Regions from separate parts of the Mus musculus genome. Here region 2 is linked to region 1. Evidence: chromatin loops called from intact Hi-C (ENCODE). Cell type or tissue: left cerebral cortex. All regions are shown on one strand. Links, peaks and the distances in the headings refer to the core of each region. The heading gives the core; the rest is flanking DNA.

Region 1 (8,714 bases), core at 176-8,175:
GTAAGGTAACCCTTACATACAGGCTCCATGCAGTGAGCTAGGTCTAAACCTCACAGTGTGAGCATCGTGCAGACACCCACTCTGGGCCCCTGATGAGCAGCAGAGGCTTGCTGCTGTTCCCTGTGCTATGCCTCATTTGTTTTCCTCTTCTGTGCCTAAGCCCCCTTTCTAGCTGTGGAGAATCCTCAGATGACCTCTGTTGGGAGGGAGAGATTCCCATGCCATAAAGGGGTCTAGCTAAGAAGGTGAGATGCCATTCTGTCTCCTGAAGGCAGAAACAGGACAGTCAGCCAGAGGTTAGACAATAGAAGCTCTTGCTTGAGGACTCAATTCTTGACCACCAGAGACAATGGGTAGTTAATAACATGTTCTTATGATAGTTTAGATAAGGGAAGTCCAGAAATGGACCCTTGGCAACACTGGCAAGCCACTCCAGAAGGGTGGCCTTCTGGTGATGATTTCTCATGTCCCTTGGCTTCTGTTCTCTAAGCCTGATTCTTCAACCTCCCCTCTGATCTATGAGCAGCTAATTTTCTACTTAAAAGAAAGGTTTTTGGTTTTCTGTTAATTCTGTTACTTCAAACTCCTGGTGAATAGGTTCACCAATCCTCTCTCCCTTGCTCGAGGGCATCCTTTCTACCTGTGACATCACTCTTTATTTTTCCACTCCATCTCCCACCCTGTCTTTGTTTCCACATTGTGACTTTGGGGTGGTGACAGAGCACGTGGGAGGGGGTGAGGAATCACACATTCTTCATACTGGAACAAAGTCAGAAATTCAGGGACTGTGACTGCAAGCCCAGTCCTTCCAGGAACTCTTGGCTTCTTATCGATTCCCCTCAAATAGTTCCTGCAGCTCCAAGACATTTCTTCTTGAATCCTCTCCACCATCTCTTGCCTGCCTCATTCTCTGCCCAGGAACTTTCAGAAAACAACTTAATCCTCTGCCCATGGTGGGACTACAGACCATGAGACAGAAAATCTCCCGAATAAGCAATCATTGCCTGTGACTGTGCCCACACTCAGTGCTTCTTCATCAGCTTAAGAGTCACCAGGGCTGGAAATGTAGCATGGAGGAGTTAGTGCCTAGAACTCCTCAGACATTAGGTTGAAGCCCCAACATAAACACATGTACACACACACTTCTGACACTGAAACAATTCTCAGTATTTTCCCTGACCAAATAAACTTATTGTGCCTAAAGATGATGTTCACACACACACACACACACACACACACACATATATGTGTATATGTATGTGTGTGTATATATATATATGTATATGTATATATGTATATACATACATATACACATATATACATATATACATCACGTGTGTTTTGAATGGGATACATTTTTTCTTTATGCTTACATACAATATAAACAAGGCAGATATATTTATACAACTAATATTGTTTCTTTTTAGTTTATTCCTTTAGAGTATCTTTCCAACAGAATGACTAGATTAAAGCATATGAAGAGGGCTGGAGAAATGGCTCAGAAGTTAACAGTACTTGAAGTGTCTGAGTTCAGTTTCCAACTCCCAGGTCAGGTGGCACAAAACTCCCTATAACTCCAGCTCTAGGGGATCCAATACCTCTGTCCTCTGATGGTACCTGCATGGATGTGCACATACCCACACAATGGCATATATGCACATACACATATTTTAAAACAAAGATTTTTAAAAGAATGTACAGATTTTAAAAGACTTATTTATGAATTGTGTACGTGAGTGTTTTGCGTTGCATGTATGTGCATGCACCGTGTCCATACAGTGTCTAGACAGGCCAATAGACAGTGTTGGACTCCTGGAACTAGAGTTACAGAAGGCTTTGTTATCTGCCATGTAGGTAACAACGGAAACGGAATCCCAGTACCCTGCAAGAGCAACAAGTGCCCTTAACCACTGAGCCACCTCTCCAGAAGTGAGATGTGGAGAATCTTAGAAGCACCTGAAACACACTGTAAAGTGAACATGTATATCTTAGCATTAGGAGGCTGGGGCAGGAAGATTCTGAGTTGAGGCCAGCCTGGGCTATACAGTGAGAAAGGGGAGGGGAAGGGGAAGGGGAAGGGGAAGGGGAAGAGGAAGGGGAAGGGGAAAGAAGGGGGAGGGGAAGAAAGGAAGGGGAAGAAGGGAAGGGGAAGAAGGAGAAGGGGAAGAAGGGGAAGAAGGGAAGGGAAGGGAAGGGAAGGGAAGGGAAGGGAAGGGAAGGGAAGGGAAGGGAAGGGAAGGGAAGGGAAGGGAAGGGAAGGGAAGGGAAGGGAAGGGAAGGGAAGGGAAAGGAAGGGAAGGGGAGAGGGATACATCTCTTCTTCAGTGATTTACTAACATCATATCTTGTTTTTTCATGCCGAACATGCATCTCCAACTACCCTGGAAATCACTCTTTCTATTCACATTTAACACTCCCCCCCCTCATGAATTTCCTTTCTACAATGTTCTTCATGCCTTGCTCCATATCACCTTGAATTAGCTACGGAGTGTTTTCTGCCTGTTGGTTTCTACATCTGTGTGTGGTTAGACTCCGTAGCAAATGAGTCAGGTGTTGTCAAGTGTTCCCACCATTCAGCCATTTCTTCCCCTGTTGGTTTGAATATACTATATGTGTTCATACATTCATCTTACTGAGTGTATATGGATTGCACCTCTCTGTGCTCACAGCCTGTGCTGCTCAAATTTTCAAATACTTCTCTCCACAGCTGTACTCAATTTGTTAGGATGTTTTTCATGAGAGATTTTATTTCAGCATACTGCAATTCAATAAAACTGAACTCTCTGGCCCATTTGAAGTGACTTTAGCACGTCTATGAAGTGTGAATCCAAATGACTTTTCTCCTACTCTTATCTGCTCATTTGGAAATGTTTATTTTACTGTCATTTATGCATGCCCCCACCAGTTTGCAACTCCTGACAATCATTTCTCGGTTCAGTATTTTGAGTGCATACTAGGGGACTGGGAACTATATCTATGTGCCTTGTAGGGTGATCTGCCTTGTAGAAGGCTGATGCAGATAATTCTGACTGAAAGACTTTCCTTTGAGGGGCCAATATTTATTTTTCTTTAGCTCTCGAGCACGTGGACGGTAAAAGCTTTGTTCAGTTTCTCCCTCCTGCTGCAAATGAGGGAAACTGAGGATACCAAGAGATCTTCTGCTGAGAATGTAGGGAAACATGGAGAATTAAAGCATCAATGAGAAGTTAATAATAAAATATGTAGTTAATATTAAAAGCATACCACTAGAGTACATTATTCCCAATGAAAATATATTCCTCATAATGATGGCCATGACTATGAGTTGAAGCCCTGGGCATGTCTTCTAAGCTCCTGACTCTTGGTCACTGTTCCCATTAATTCCGCTGGTAATTTGCCACGATCTGCCACCAGGTGGCAAAAGCCAGATCTCACCTCCACCCTTCTCCATGCTTTTCCTGTACAACAGTGCCTCCCAGCTAGCCAACTAGAAAAGGCATGCTAAAGCCCCACTAAGGACCTCACCAGTAAGATGATCCCCATCCTATAGTAAGTCTGGAACTGTTTGGCAGATCTGACTCATTGCTGCTGCAAGTGTGATTTAAGACAAATCAGGGGGCTGTTTAAAACCCAGTTTACCCAGCTGTGAAAAGAGTAGACACAGACCGGGAAAGCTCAGCATAGAGATTGACCTCAAAATCACTTCCGGTTTTAGCTGGATTACATTTCCTGCTGTTCATGTTTTGTTCTTCAATGAATAATGAAGAGTACAAAATTAAAACTTAAAACATAATGACATCATTCTCTTCTTTCCTTCCTCCAAACCAAACCACCTCATCCATCTTGCTTGCTCTTGTTCTCTCTCTCTCTCTCTCTCTCTCTCTCTCAAAATCATGTCCTTTTTTCTTTGTGTATATATATATATTCATACATACATTCCTAAATATATAAATTCAACCTGCTTAACCCATAAAATGCTAATAGTATGTATGTGACTTCAGTGTTGATCACTTGGTACTGGATAACCAATTTGGGGGCTCTTCCCTGGAGAAGTGTGTGTGTGTGTTTGAGTCAGGGACAGCCTGTGAGAGTCAGTTTTCTCCTTCTACCTTAGTTTCTGGGAGTCAAACTCAGACTATCTAGCTCGGTGGCAAGTGTGTTTGTAAGTGAGTCATCTTGCTGGCAGACAAACCCATTTTTGAGCCAACTAAAATCTGTTTCTCCACTCAGAACCGGTAAAATTTCAAGTCATCATTAAAAGAAAAGGAAATAATAAAATAGCTGGAATCTTTTACAAAGATTTCAAACTAACATGAGATACAAAAATAGATTTTTAGTTGGTAGAATTTATGGCAGTAGCTTTTCATTTGTACATTGAAGAGGGTTTTATTCTTATTCATAAAGCACACAATTGTGGTTTGCAATGAATCACTTTGAAAGAAAATAACCCCTGGGTAGTGAGCTAACTTAGCAGTTAGGGGCACATGATGCTCTCTGAGGGGATCCAAGTTCAGTTCCCAGCACCCACATCAGGAATCTGATAACCATCTGTGACTCCTCCAACTCCAGGAGAACTACTGCCTTCTTCTGGCCTTCATAGACATTTGAATACATGTAAAATAAATGCTTATAGACATAGAAACATACACATAAAAATTTAACTTTTAAAAAAAGAAAGAAAATTATGCCTTTTAATATATATACATATATATATATGATGTGAGTGTATGTGTGTAAACACACTATGTAGCTGAAGCTAGCCTCTAATTCACAATAATTATCTTGCCTCAGTCTCTTGAGTTCTGGGATTATGAAGATAAACATGAAATGTTTTATGTATCCCTAAAAGGTATCTTTTTAATATGAAGAAATTTCCTATGTAAATTTATTTTTCTATCCCATTTTCATTTCTACTTGGGGATACGCTATATAAGAGTAAACTGTAACCTAATATAATATCATCTATTATATCAACATTTCTATTGTCAAGATAATTCCTTATCAGCTAGAGTTCAATTTCTGAAGCTGCCATCCATGGACCAGGGATCTGGTTCTATGGTTAATGGCATCTTCTGACAAGGCTGATGCTATGACCCCCACTTGAGTGCTCTGAAAGATGTGCACATGTGCACACATATACACATACACATGGATGCACACAGGCACAAGTGCATGCACTCCAAATATACAAAAACCATGTATGTTTTAATTGCTACCCATGTGTAAAAAAATTACATTTTAAAAAATGCTTTGGGAAGAACAATGACAATACAAACAATAAAAAGATGTGTAAAATATGAAAATTGTCACTAAAATGCACTTGGCTACATAAGTATGAAAAATACCATATTTTCTCTCTAGTTCCAAATGTATATTTATGTCAACCTTAAATTTGAGGAGAGCTCTCAACAGAACATCTGGGTAATTAGACCATAAAGTCTCTGCAAACAGATGTGCTGGCTTGAAGGCTTGCTATAGTCCCTGATGACTAGGAGGCAAAACATCGCTCCTTAGAAATAAGGGATTCGAAAGTGAAAAGATGCTTTTTCCCCCTGAAAACTATGCATATTATGTTTTACTCCCACAATACATTACATTACATATAAAGAGCAAAAGGTTAACACGTCACTTAAGATCCTGTGGAATCTTGAGCTTCCAAAGAATATAATAAAGACAGTTTAATGGAAATAGATGCATTTGCTTCAACAAGCAATAACCATGTTAAATGAAGTTTTATTTTTCACAGGTAAAGGCCAAAATCCCAACGGTAAGACAATTCTTGGGAAACTCAGAGCACACCACACCCAGTCACACATCCTTCGTCTTCACTATCTTCACACTAGATTTCTTTTTGTTTGTTTGTTTGTTTGTTTTGGTTTTTTGAGACAGGGTTTTTTTGTATAGCCCTGGCTGTCCTAGAACTCACTCTGTAGACCAGGCTGGCCTCGAACTCAGAAATCCGCCTGCCTCTGCCTCCCGAGTGCTGGGATTAAAGGCGTGTGCCACCACCGCCCGGCTACACTAGATTTCTTAATTTCCTAAAGAGCTAGGTGTTTCTGTCTCATCGATTCTAGGATTTCACCATGTTCTGGAGTTTCCCTATGTCTTCTGACTTCTGGCTTCACCTTGTATGCCATAAGGTGGCATCAACACCGTTACCCTGATAGCCTCGTAGACTCGTCCATCCACCACCTGAGGCATGGACCCATGCCTGCCTTCTTGCTTTCTCTGTAATGTGGCACAGCCTCTTTGTACTCGTACCGTGGCGTAGCTCTTCCCACCAGCCTGAAGCCTTTCCTGTGGAGGAATGAGAAGAAGCTCTAGGACAAAGAAAACTCACAATAAGCTTGCAAGACTGCAGGGCCTGTCCCTGAGTGACGTAAGCAGCGTGCAGCTGCTGCGGAGGAGAAGACCTGGTGATGTAGCTGCCTGCCCGTTGTGCAGGGGACTACATTGATGAAGCTTTGGAGAATGCTTGACTGACATGGGGTTTTCAGTGATGCAGATACCCTAGTGACCCCTGTTCAGAGGAGTAACTATTCACCTGGGGTCATGTTAGTTCCTTTGCCTTCCTTCCCTCCTTGGCATAGCTATTATGGCAACCATGGGTTGGAGGATGGGACAGGTGAGTCCTTTCCTCCAGCTACTACTGGATAGGTGGGCCTGAACTGCTGGTGTCAGGCTCAGAACACAAATGTCTGTAGGCTTAGACTTTTCAAAACCTACTTTAATTATGGATCTTTAACTCTTCAACCTTCCTTCTAGTCCACCACCTACCAGAGCTAGGGGGAAAGAAAGGTTAATAGGAAACCAGGATTGTGTTTAGACACGGGTCTTGGGGTTGATTCCAATCTTCACTGTCAGCAGTCCAGTCCACTAGGAAAACACCAAACAGGAATCAGCAGCAGCAGCTGGATCCAGAAGAAACCTCGAGGCTCTGCAGATGAGCACGAGCTAGCAGAAGTGGGAGCGGCAATACCAGCAGAAGTTCTTTGGTGCATTCCTCTCTATGAAATCTCGACAAGTGAGGATCAGTGAAGAAAGAAAGACAAACCAATGCTAGAGTGCAGTCATCGAAGAATGGGCTCTGCAAAGCCTAAAGATTTGCAAGGTGAATCAATTCAAGAGCATTGATCACTGTCTGTTGGGTTATACTTATACTCTTTTTTTTTTTCTCGAGACAGGGTTTCTCTGTGTAGCCCTGGCTGTCCTGGAACTCACTTTGTAGACCAGGCTGGCCTCGAACTCAGAAATCCACCTGCCTCTGCTTCCCAACTGCTGGGATTAAAGGCATGTGCCATATACTCTTTTCAAATGTCAAGCACTTCTCAAGCATTCAGTCCAGCAAAAGAGCACATGCCCTTTCCCCAGGCAACTTCCAGAAAAATACCACATTCTGTTCTCAGCAAAACCTCTCATAAGACAGTTTCCGGAAAAACATGACACAACTGAGTCTCCAACGAAACCAGAAATTCCCTCTTCAAATGTCTAGTTGACTGCTGGGGGGTTCTGGTAAACCTCAAGTATCCAAGATCTGGAAGCAGCAAATAATAGAATATTTTTAAATAAAATATTGCTTCAAGGTGATACAGGGAAATCAAATAAATATTTTCATTTCATTTAAGGCTACAATAATTATCCTAAACAAGTAAACAAAAGAAAGGAAATGCTGTTTAACTAAATTATGATGATGGATTTAAAAAATAGACCTACTAATTGCTTTTAAGCTAGAGTTGCTATGACTTCAACTAAGTTTGATGCAATCATTGACTATGGGGTAATTTCTGCTTACATCATTTCCATATACTGCACTTTCACATTTACTTGAAGGTGTGTGTTAAATATTCAGTCTAACCAGAGTCAGGCTGGTGAAGATCTTAGAGCTGAGCAGATGTTTCCTCTCTGAATAGAAACAGAATTCTGAAAATTCTTGTAAGATTACATAAGGTGTTGCGAGTATAACAAAGATTCAGCCTCTCTCTTCGTTGGTGTCGTGGCAGGTCAAGAATGCCCCATGTAAGCAACTCTGTATCTGTAGCTTTTCCCTTCCAGGGGAGGAACCTGCAGGGATTTAGGTATCAAAATATATAGAAATGGGTATTTTAAAGATAATTTTATTCATTTATTTTATGCATATAAGAGTATATAGGTACCTGAGTGTTAGTCTGTGTGTCCTGCGCATGCCTGGTGTCTGGAAAGGTCAGAAGAGAGCAAAGGATGCCTTGGGACTGGAGTCACCAACTATAAGATGCCGTGTAGGTGCTAGGAATTGAGACCAGGTCCTTAGGAAGAGCAGTCAGTGCTTGTAACTGCTGAGCCATCCCTCCAACACCTATTTTATTATTTTTAATTGTGTGTGTGTGTGTGTGTGTGTGTGTGTGTGTGTTATGGGCATGCAAAAGCAGGTGCCCAATGAACCAGTGCTAGGCCCCCCAGATCTGGAATTCCAGGCAGTAACAAAGGTGCTGGGAACCAAATTCATATCCTCTGGAAGAGCCGTTAATTCTCTGGGCCAGGGAGCCATCTCTCCAGCAAATGGGAAATTTTTAAAATTGAGAATTAAGTAATATTATTAAATACAAATAGAAAAAAAGTCTATTCCTCAAAATTTCTAAAATAATTTGAACTGGTTAAGACTAACCATAGAATGCCTCTTCTGTCATCCCACAGTTTCTGATTTTATTTATTTATTTATTTATTTATTTAATGTAAGTACACTGTAGCTGTCTTCAGAC
Region 2 (8,714 bases), core at 445-8,444, 260 kb before region 1:
CTGAACATCATCGTCGGCTTTGATGATGGGAGTATAGGGATATACACAGTTGTGGATCGTGTAGATGCTGCGTTGAAGATCAAAATTGCCACATCGAATAGCAGACAGATTTTCAACAATGCAACGCAGACATCCAGGCCAAAGTCAAACAGCTACTCCTTTAAAGTGTCTGTGGATTGCTTATGGCGAGAGTCCACTGAGGTCTTTGCAAGAGACAGCCCCATCACCGTGAGTGACTCTTCTGAGTCCAACGAGGCAACACCCTCCAAGAAACACAATTCTTGTTATGACCGAGTGTGTGCTGCCCTAGAATCCAGGAGCCACAGCTACACTCCAGATAACTGACACGATGTTTATCCTACTCAACCGAAATACATAATCCATGTATGACAGAAGAAAAAAAAAAGCAAAGTGCATCTTCTGGACACAAATGATGAGCTGCTAATTTCTGGAATTCTCAGTTTACTAATATTCTCACGAAAGGAACAAAACTATGAGACTTGGGTGCCATCTTTTTGTCCAAATGTATTCGAGAAAATAGAGAATGTCCAGAAGAGACGGTAAAATGGCCATCTCCCCCAGAAGAGAGCAAATACAATCTTTTAAATTTGCTGTGTAATAAGAATCAGCACAATTCACTACATGGATTCAGATGAGAGAAGCTAGAGGTAGTTATAGGTAGACCAGTTGGACTAGAATTAGCTCTACAGAAGCCAGTTGAAATCGTGATTGCAGAGGACCGTTTGACTCTGAGTGGGGGGGATGTGACAGCCAAACGCAGCCTTAATATCTCTTTACGTTTCTCGATCCTGACAACTGTGTAAACGCAAGAGGTCTAATGGTGCAAAATTGTGTAAGAAAGGTGTCCAGATGTGTTTCGGTTTTCCAGGACAGCACACAAAGCATGTGAGATGGTGAACGGACCAGGACAAGAACTAACTACCATTATCATAGGGCTACTGAACATGGAGAGTCAGTCTTCATCAAAACACAACGACTGCATGCAAGGGTTTCTGTGCAATGCGATGTGTAATTTTTAAACTGTTTCTCTCGTGGATTGCAAAAGAATCCCACTTAATGAGAAGCCACAGTCCGCTCACGCCTTTTCTTGCGATGCATATTCGTGCTGAGTGTAAAGAGGTATGGGAAGGGCATTATGAGTTTGATCAAAGCATCTGTCCGTTTATTTGTTGTACTTTACCAGAGTCCGCACTCTCCAGTCAGTTGTGGGGGAGCCTAATGTTTCCCAGACCCCTGCAGTATCTTAATAGAAAAGCAAGCTTTTGAAACACACCATCTCTGAAACGCTGGTGGCACTGCCTTACTCTCATTCCGCCTCTCTCCTGTGTAAAATGCAGATAAACGACCAAAAACTCTGGGACAAACTGAATATGCCTGTCTCTGTGCTAAAATATCCCATAGATCTTAAGGGCATCCAAAGGTTCCTATCATTCCCTGTTTGTAATCACTTTCTTACTTCCACACACCGTATGTACACTTCTCTCTCTGTTCCACTTCCAGATTGAGGACTTTCCCAGTCTTACTGTTTCAAGGCTGAAACTATGAAATGGCATTAAAAAAAAAAAAAAAAGACTTCATCAATTTGATGGCAAATATATCTCAGAAGGTGAAGGTGGTTTTCTTCCTTCCAAGTCCTCCACGTGGCATGTCCTGGAAGACCTCTCAAGGGGGTCACTGATAGTAATTGGTTTGATTTTCTCTCAAAGTGGAACTTACTTAAATCAGAACATTGAACAAAGAACCAGCTTATTTTCATCCTGGCTCTGCTTGTGACTCAGCATGTACCTGTAGTTTGACCTCTAGCCTCACCGAGTTTATTGCTTTTGTGGACTGCAAAATGAAGACGGGGATAGTTTCTGCTGTAGCCTGTTAACCTGGTGGGGATGCCAGGGAGTGATATGAGAAAAACATTACACAGTGCCATCTTGATTGCTGACACGGTAGGAAAAGGGAAAATTATCTAAACCCCTAGAGAATCCAGTTGTATTCCACTGGTGGAAGGATTTAACACGTAAGCATTTGAAGGTGTTGTTCAGATAGCAACACCCTTCTCCATGGTGAAACACCTTTGTTCAATGTATTCCTCCTAGTTTAGCTACCAACCAGTAAGTGGAAGCCCTTGAAGGGCTAAGATCTATATACACGTGATCTGGAGTCCATACTTTCAGCTCTTCAGCCAACACATTCTTATTCCTGTTCTTATCAGTTGAACGTCCATGCCATACATTTCTAAGAACTAAATGCCTAGGTGGGTTACATGTAGTGTGTGAGTGTTCTGTGAAAAAAAAGAAAAAAGAAAAAAAAAAAAACCTCTAGAGTGTAACAAGTGACTTGAATGATTTTTTTTCCTAACATGTTTGCAACTGATAGCTCATGTTGAATGTTTTTATGTAAACTTTGTATTGTTGGGATGAATTACCCAATCAGAGATTTATATTTTCATAAATGTTACATTTAGTTAAAATTTTGTTACAGAGTTGTTACACTAGAAAGTTATTTCAGTGTTCAAACAATATACAGTCTTGTGTATGTATCGTTTGTATGAATAAAAGATGAGCTACTAAAAACTTGAGTGCTACTGATTTTTTTTTCACCACTGAGGTTGGCCAGATGTGGAAGACCTCACTTACCGGTAATTATTCAAATTGACCAGGTGCCGAAGGGGCCCTAGAATATTCCAGGAGCTCCAGACACAAAGCCATGGCGTCTACACAATAGTCTCAAAAGTTTGGCACTATTATTATTCCACATTTATAGGTGAAAAGAAAGGACCATGGACCTAATTCCAGTACATCACTAGCATCTTGGTTAGCTTTCTCAAAGTACATGAAAATAAAGAACTCAGTGCCCAGTAGTCACTTGGTGACAGTAACTTCTAACATCTTTACTAGTTTGCAGGTGAGAAATTCAGCTAGTTTACTAAAGATCACTGGATGTTACTAGTATGCCCAAGTTTGTGTTTGTTTGTTTGTTTGTTTGTTTGTTTCTCTCCAAATATACAGAAGTAGCTGATGAATTCAGTCAGCAAGCATTTACCCAGTCACACATTCCACCAAGAACACGGAAGTAAATGAAATAGCTCTTGCATTCTAGAATTCCAGACTCAGCAGCAAAATAGGGAGAAAATAAGTTCCCTGTGTACCCGTGCAAGGGGTACCCTTGTGGCTGGAGCAGGAAATAGCCAAGGACTAGTGCCGCTCGGGAATTCCCAGGTGAGTGAACACGACCTTGGAGAACCTCTCCAGATACCTTCACACACACACATACACACACACACACACACACACACACACACACACACACACACACACACCGTTGATCTGAGAATTCCCATATATACCTCCCCCCACCCCAAAATATCTTTAAACATGGCAGGCAGCATTGGAAAGCTTTGGTGATATTGTAAACAACAATCAGATGCAATTGTGTATGTAGTTCTCAACAAAACAATTACTTTAAAAGAACTTTAAATACCCAAGAGTTAAAAGAAAACTAAAGGCATTATCAAGTTTCTTACCTTCCTCTCTTTACTACTACTGAGTTGAACCTCAAAGTTTCTCCCCACTGACTCTAAAAACCCAAAACAAATTCCAAAGTCTCTTTTTGATCCGAAAAACCTAATTCATATATAAATGGACCAGTATCCCATGGAATTTCTGACAAGGCTGGAAATTGAACCTGAGCATCATTTATTCTAACAAGAAATTTTTTTCTTCAAATCAATAAATGACATTCAACAACGTATGATTTCCCTCGTAAATCGACATTTGAAAGCACAAAGGTATTTTAGCACTAAAAAGGACAAAAAAACCACTGAGTGTTCTCCCATAGAGCGTGGCAAATGCCTGTGAAGACAGCGGGGATGTCCAACTCAAAACTCGCTGGAGAAAATTAGGTCTTTGGGAAGTTCTCTCAGTTGCTTCTCCCCGCATTGCCTTTTAATCCTCTCACTGCGAGCCTTGAGCATGGAGAGGAAAGAGAGGAAGCTAGATGGCGCAATTGCTCAACACATTTTCCTGGCTTCTGGAAATGCCAGCTCTCCACAGCTTCTGGGCCAGGTGGACCGAAGACCGAAATCTTAAACCGAATTTCAAGATTAAAGCACCGGTTCTCTACCCTTCGTAGGTAAAGTGTGTTGGGTGAAGTGTCCCATATCCTGACACTCCAAGGGAAGGGGTCTGAAACCGGGGTTCTTTCACGTGTCCCACTAATAGCCTTTGGGGCACAGGCAAGTTTGTAGCCCCTAGGAACGACCGTCACTGCAGCGTCTGAGCAGATTGTCTAGCCATCGGGCGGGCGACAAGCAATGTGCGCTCGATCTAGCAACTAATGCGGGCTGGCTCGCTGACCACTCACTCAAACATAGATCACCGGACGTCCCCTTGTCCCTGTCGCCTGCGCACGCGGGCCAAGGCGCAGGTAAAGGGTTACCCTTGCCTGGGAGGCTCGCCCGCTCCCCGTCCACGTGACGCGGCGGCCCAATGACCGCAGCCCGGGCTGAGGCTGCAGCGCGACAGGCTCCGGGCGTCGCTGACCCACTCGCGTGTCCCAGCGCGGACGCCCGAGGCCCACGAAGCCATGGGCGCCGCGACTCTGGAGCCGCCGCCCCGCCGCAGGTAAGTACGGTCCGGGACTGCGCCGGGCTCCTCCGGGAAGAGGGCTGGTCCTGGGCGGGAGTCCCGACTTTGCTTCTGGGCTCCCCTTCTCTCAAGGGGACGCGAGGAGGAACTATGAGGCAAGGCAATGGATGATTTGATGACTTCAGGAGAAGTCACGGAATTCAACCTAGGCATGCTAAGAGTGGCGACAAGAAACAGGTTTCCAAACTAAAGGCGCTGGTGCTGGTTGGGTAAAATGGTTTATTTTTAAACTCCCAATTCCTGAGCTCTCTGCTGTTCCTGGGAACTTAAACCTGGACAAATTGTAAGAGATCTTCCCATCTCCCTGTGTCCCGGGGTCACCATATTTACGCTTCTAGGGGGGTTTTATTGATTAAAACGGGAAAGGAATTTGATCGCCCCCGCCCTTCTTTGAAATGTCCTTGGGTTCTGGGGTTGGGTCTATGGCGATGGTGAGGGTGCATGAAGGGACAACGACGCTGTGGTGTTCCGCAAGAGCCTGGGACTAGGAAAGTGGGCGCCAAAGAGAGAGAGCTAAATGGTCGCAGGCTGTAAATATTTAATAGACAAATATCTACCAGGTCAATCGCCTGGGTCTTTGTAGCCTGGACAGCCCTGATGAGGTGAGATTATATATATATATATATATCACCAATGCAGAATTTTCCAGTAATACCAGGCAGATATCAGGGGGACTTTTACCCACTCCCAGAACCATAATTAACCTTAAATGCAAAACAAAATAATTCCATCTCCATCGACTCTGAATGTCTACTTTTCCATCCTGGTATAGACATTTGCGCGATGAATGTAGAGGAAGTGGGTGTTCCAGGAGTCACTTCTGTGCTGGTTTCTGCGAGAGTGTTTGTTGGTTGTGGCCTGTGGCTGATTGCCTTGGGTGGCTGTAACTCAGCTATGGTGAAGAATATCGCTGGAGAAAAGAAAGTCTTGGAACCGTGAATGGAAAAGAAGTGGGAGTAGTGGTTATTTTTTAAAGGCAGTTGGTTCTGTATTTGTTGAAGTTGTTTCCTCCCACATAATTTTCCAGTTAATACTATCTTAAGGAGGATACAATAGTATTTCCCTTATACTTGTCTAGTTGATACTATTTTTAGGAAGAAATAATAGTATCTCCCATATATGTTTCCAGTTACTACTGTAAAGAGGAGATGGTAGCTCTCCTCATCTAAGCACCAGTGCCTCTGAAACACCTTGCTAGCCTCTTTGGTAAAAATCCTTGTCCTAGGACAGGTCTCCACAACAACAATATGGAGCCTCGGTCCTTTAGGAGAGTTCTGGGTTGTTAGTGTTTCTGGGAAGTATGAAGAATCAGTAAACAGCCAGCTCCAAGGCTCAGTGGGAGATTCAGAGGTGACAGGCAGACACAGGAAGGTGATGTGTGGTTCATTTCTCCTGCTCACCAACTCTTGCCCATCTTTTGATCCTGCTCCTTCACTTCTTCTACAATCAATGTTTATTTCATGCCCCCTGGGGACTCATTACCCAGGAAGGTTTTGATACCTAGTAATTTCTAAAGATAAATGTGGTTCATGTTCACTATATTCCAAAGAAATTTTGCAGACCTGGAATTTAAGATGAAACAAACGAACAAACAACAAAACAAAACAAAACAAAACCCTTGCTTACTGTCTCAGCACATTCTCTTTCCTAAAAATGGAAAGATTCCCTAACTTCTGACCCAGCACTTCTCAGAACCTGAAACCTGTGTTCTCAATGCTGGGACCAGGAGCCAGTCTCAGCCCAAGGGCAAAGCAAGCCCTGACCTCTTCCTGTCACTGGTGGAGGTGCCCAGTAGCCCACTGCCCATGTTTCTTAGAAAGGACTCCGGCTTTTTGCGTGACTGAGTACTAGCCTCCTTAGAGCTAGTTTTCCCTCCCTAGACAGTGTCTTACATGGACCCACTTCTACAATTTCCCAGGGACCCTGATTGGGCTCGTTTGGGTTCTTGCTTAAAGAACCTGTCTCATTTCTAAATTTGATCATTAGAGTGATTGTTTGGTTGCAGATAAACCCCCTTGATAATTCAGAAAAGAACGCTGTCAAGATCTAACTGGACCATCATAGGGAAGGAAGGACAGGCGTGGAGAATTCATGGTCTGCAGGTCAGATGGGGAGACCAGTCACGGTCTTTTTAGTGTCTGATCTTAACCCCCAGAGCTACACAGGCCTGGAGCTGAAATCTCTTACTCTGTTTATTTCCTGAATACTGAGGGAACAAACTGAAATCCCAATCATTTGTCTTCTCACGTTTTACCCCTGTGAACACCATGGTTCCATAGAGATGGAGATCTTCAGAAAAATGGTAGAACATCAAAATTACTCTGTCTTAAAAATGTATCTGAAGTACTAAACAGTGACTATGCTTCTGAAGCAGGTAATTAAATAGCCTAACCTATGGTTCACTGTGGTCAGAAACCCTACACATTACTGAGCTACAGTGAAGGTCGGCTAAGATCGGAGAAATATGGTGTCTGAAATCTTAACCATGAGCAGGGAGCTCTATTCATTCAGCACAAACGGCTCTCGAAAAATCAAATGAACTCTGACCTGGCCTTCGAGACCACGTGTGTGTGAACCTATCAACTCTAAGCCGTTGGCTGGGTGCTAGGGACACAGACAGCTCAGCCTCAAGAATCTAGTCTTGGGAGAAAGCTTTGAAGGGTTTGAAGCAAGGCACATATCTGTTCTTGAAAGCTCCCTCTAGCTGCGGTGAGAGAGGTAGAAAGGGAGAATCTACAGACACAGCTGAAGGCAACTGCTACCCACTTCGCAGAAGAGACAGAGAAGTGAATCCGTTCAAAGGGTGCTTAGGGAAGCAGTGGCACTTACAGTCTGAACGGTAAGAAAGTTTTAGTGAGCCGGGTGTGGTGCACGTCTTTAATCCCAGCACTTGGGAGGCAGAGGCAGAGGCAGAGGCAGGCAGATTTCTGAGTTTGAGGCCAGCCTGGTCTACGGAAGGAGTTCCAGGACAGCCAGGGCTATACAGAGAAACCCTGTCTCAAAAACATACATACATACATACATACATACATACATACATACATACATACATAAAAGTTTTAGTGACTCTGGTCCTTGATATTAGTTTACCAAATTAGGTTTTTTTTTCTTTCATGTTGGTAAACATAAGCTATGCTTCTGTACAGTTGCACCACACACACACACACACACACACACACACAGACACACACACACACACACAGACACACACACACACATACACACACACACACACACACATACACACACACACACACAGACACACAGACACACACACACACACACACACACATACACACACACACACACACACACACAGCTTGTTTCCATCACTTTTTAACAACTTATTGCTTTTTTATGTAGACTTTGAAGTGTTAAGGCAAAATCGAAGAAAAACTATGGCCTCATCTGTACACTCTCTGGCGTACCTTAAATTCCTGTTGGAATAGAAATCTCCTGACTCCCCAAGCTGGGCTGAGCATGACCTGCTGTGTGTCACAAAGAGGACAGATGGTGTCTGGAGGAATATTATTGTCTATGAAAACCATTTCATGCTAGAGAGGAGGGTCTCTCTTAATGGTTGACTCCAAGCTACATGCAATGTGTATTGGTGTACACTTTCGTGGGTTTTTTAATTCATTCACTGTTCATTAGCCCCAGAGAAGATTGCTCGAGAAAAGAATTTCACACTTTCTTTTTGTTTTATTGTTCTCGATGCCAACCACATCCCATCTAATAACTGAATACCTAAATTGGCCATTTGTGTGCAGTAAATGCAAAGATTTGGCCAAATCAGTGGTTCTCAACCTTCCTAATGCTGTGACTCTTTAGTATAGTTCCTTGTGTTATAGTGACTCCAACCATAAAATTATTTCTTTGATACTTCATAATTTTGCTATTGTTAAGAATAGCTATTTGTAATTTTGCTATTGTTAAGAATCTAAGGTTAAAAAAAGAATCATAAGGTAAATATCTGATATGCAGGATATTTGATATGTGACCCTGAAGGGGGTTTCAACCCACAGGTTGAGAATAGCCAGACTAGAGCTAGAA

The links. Hi-C counts contacts between places; a loop is a spot of excess contacts. Peaks named below come from ENCODE experiments on the same cell type or tissue, not always from the same donor. Only the 100,000 strongest peaks of a DNase experiment are listed, where the experiment ranks them.
Region 2: it touches region 1 in a loop (2.0-fold over the local background); 14 of 42 quality-filtered maps call a loop at or near these places.

What each region holds. Positions count from the first base shown.
Region 1 is chr5:64,066,814-64,075,527 of GRCm38, forward strand. No RefSeq gene overlaps it. Among named protein-coding and RNA genes, the nearest start is that of Pgm2, 22 kb to the right of the region's middle. In left cerebral cortex, for the core only: a CTCF peak has its summit at 3,426 (motif pointing right); DNase peaks (open chromatin) are centred at 831, 3,480, 4,146 and 7,907; H3K27ac peaks cover 591 bases.
Region 2 is chr5:63,807,959-63,816,672 of GRCm38, forward strand. It overlaps Nwd2 (NACHT and WD repeat domain containing 2), which reads left to right. Exons shown (of 7, transcript NM_177006.3): 7 at 1-2,588. The coding sequence ends at 345. 0610040J01Rik (RIKEN cDNA 0610040J01 gene) reads left to right here and starts at 4,537. Exons shown (of 4, transcript NM_029554.4): 1 at 4,537-4,637. In left cerebral cortex, for the core only: CTCF peaks have their summits at 3,169, 4,007 and 7,369; DNase peaks (open chromatin) are centred at 4,033, 4,424 and 7,327; H3K4me3 peaks cover 1,250 bases; H3K27ac peaks cover 263 bases.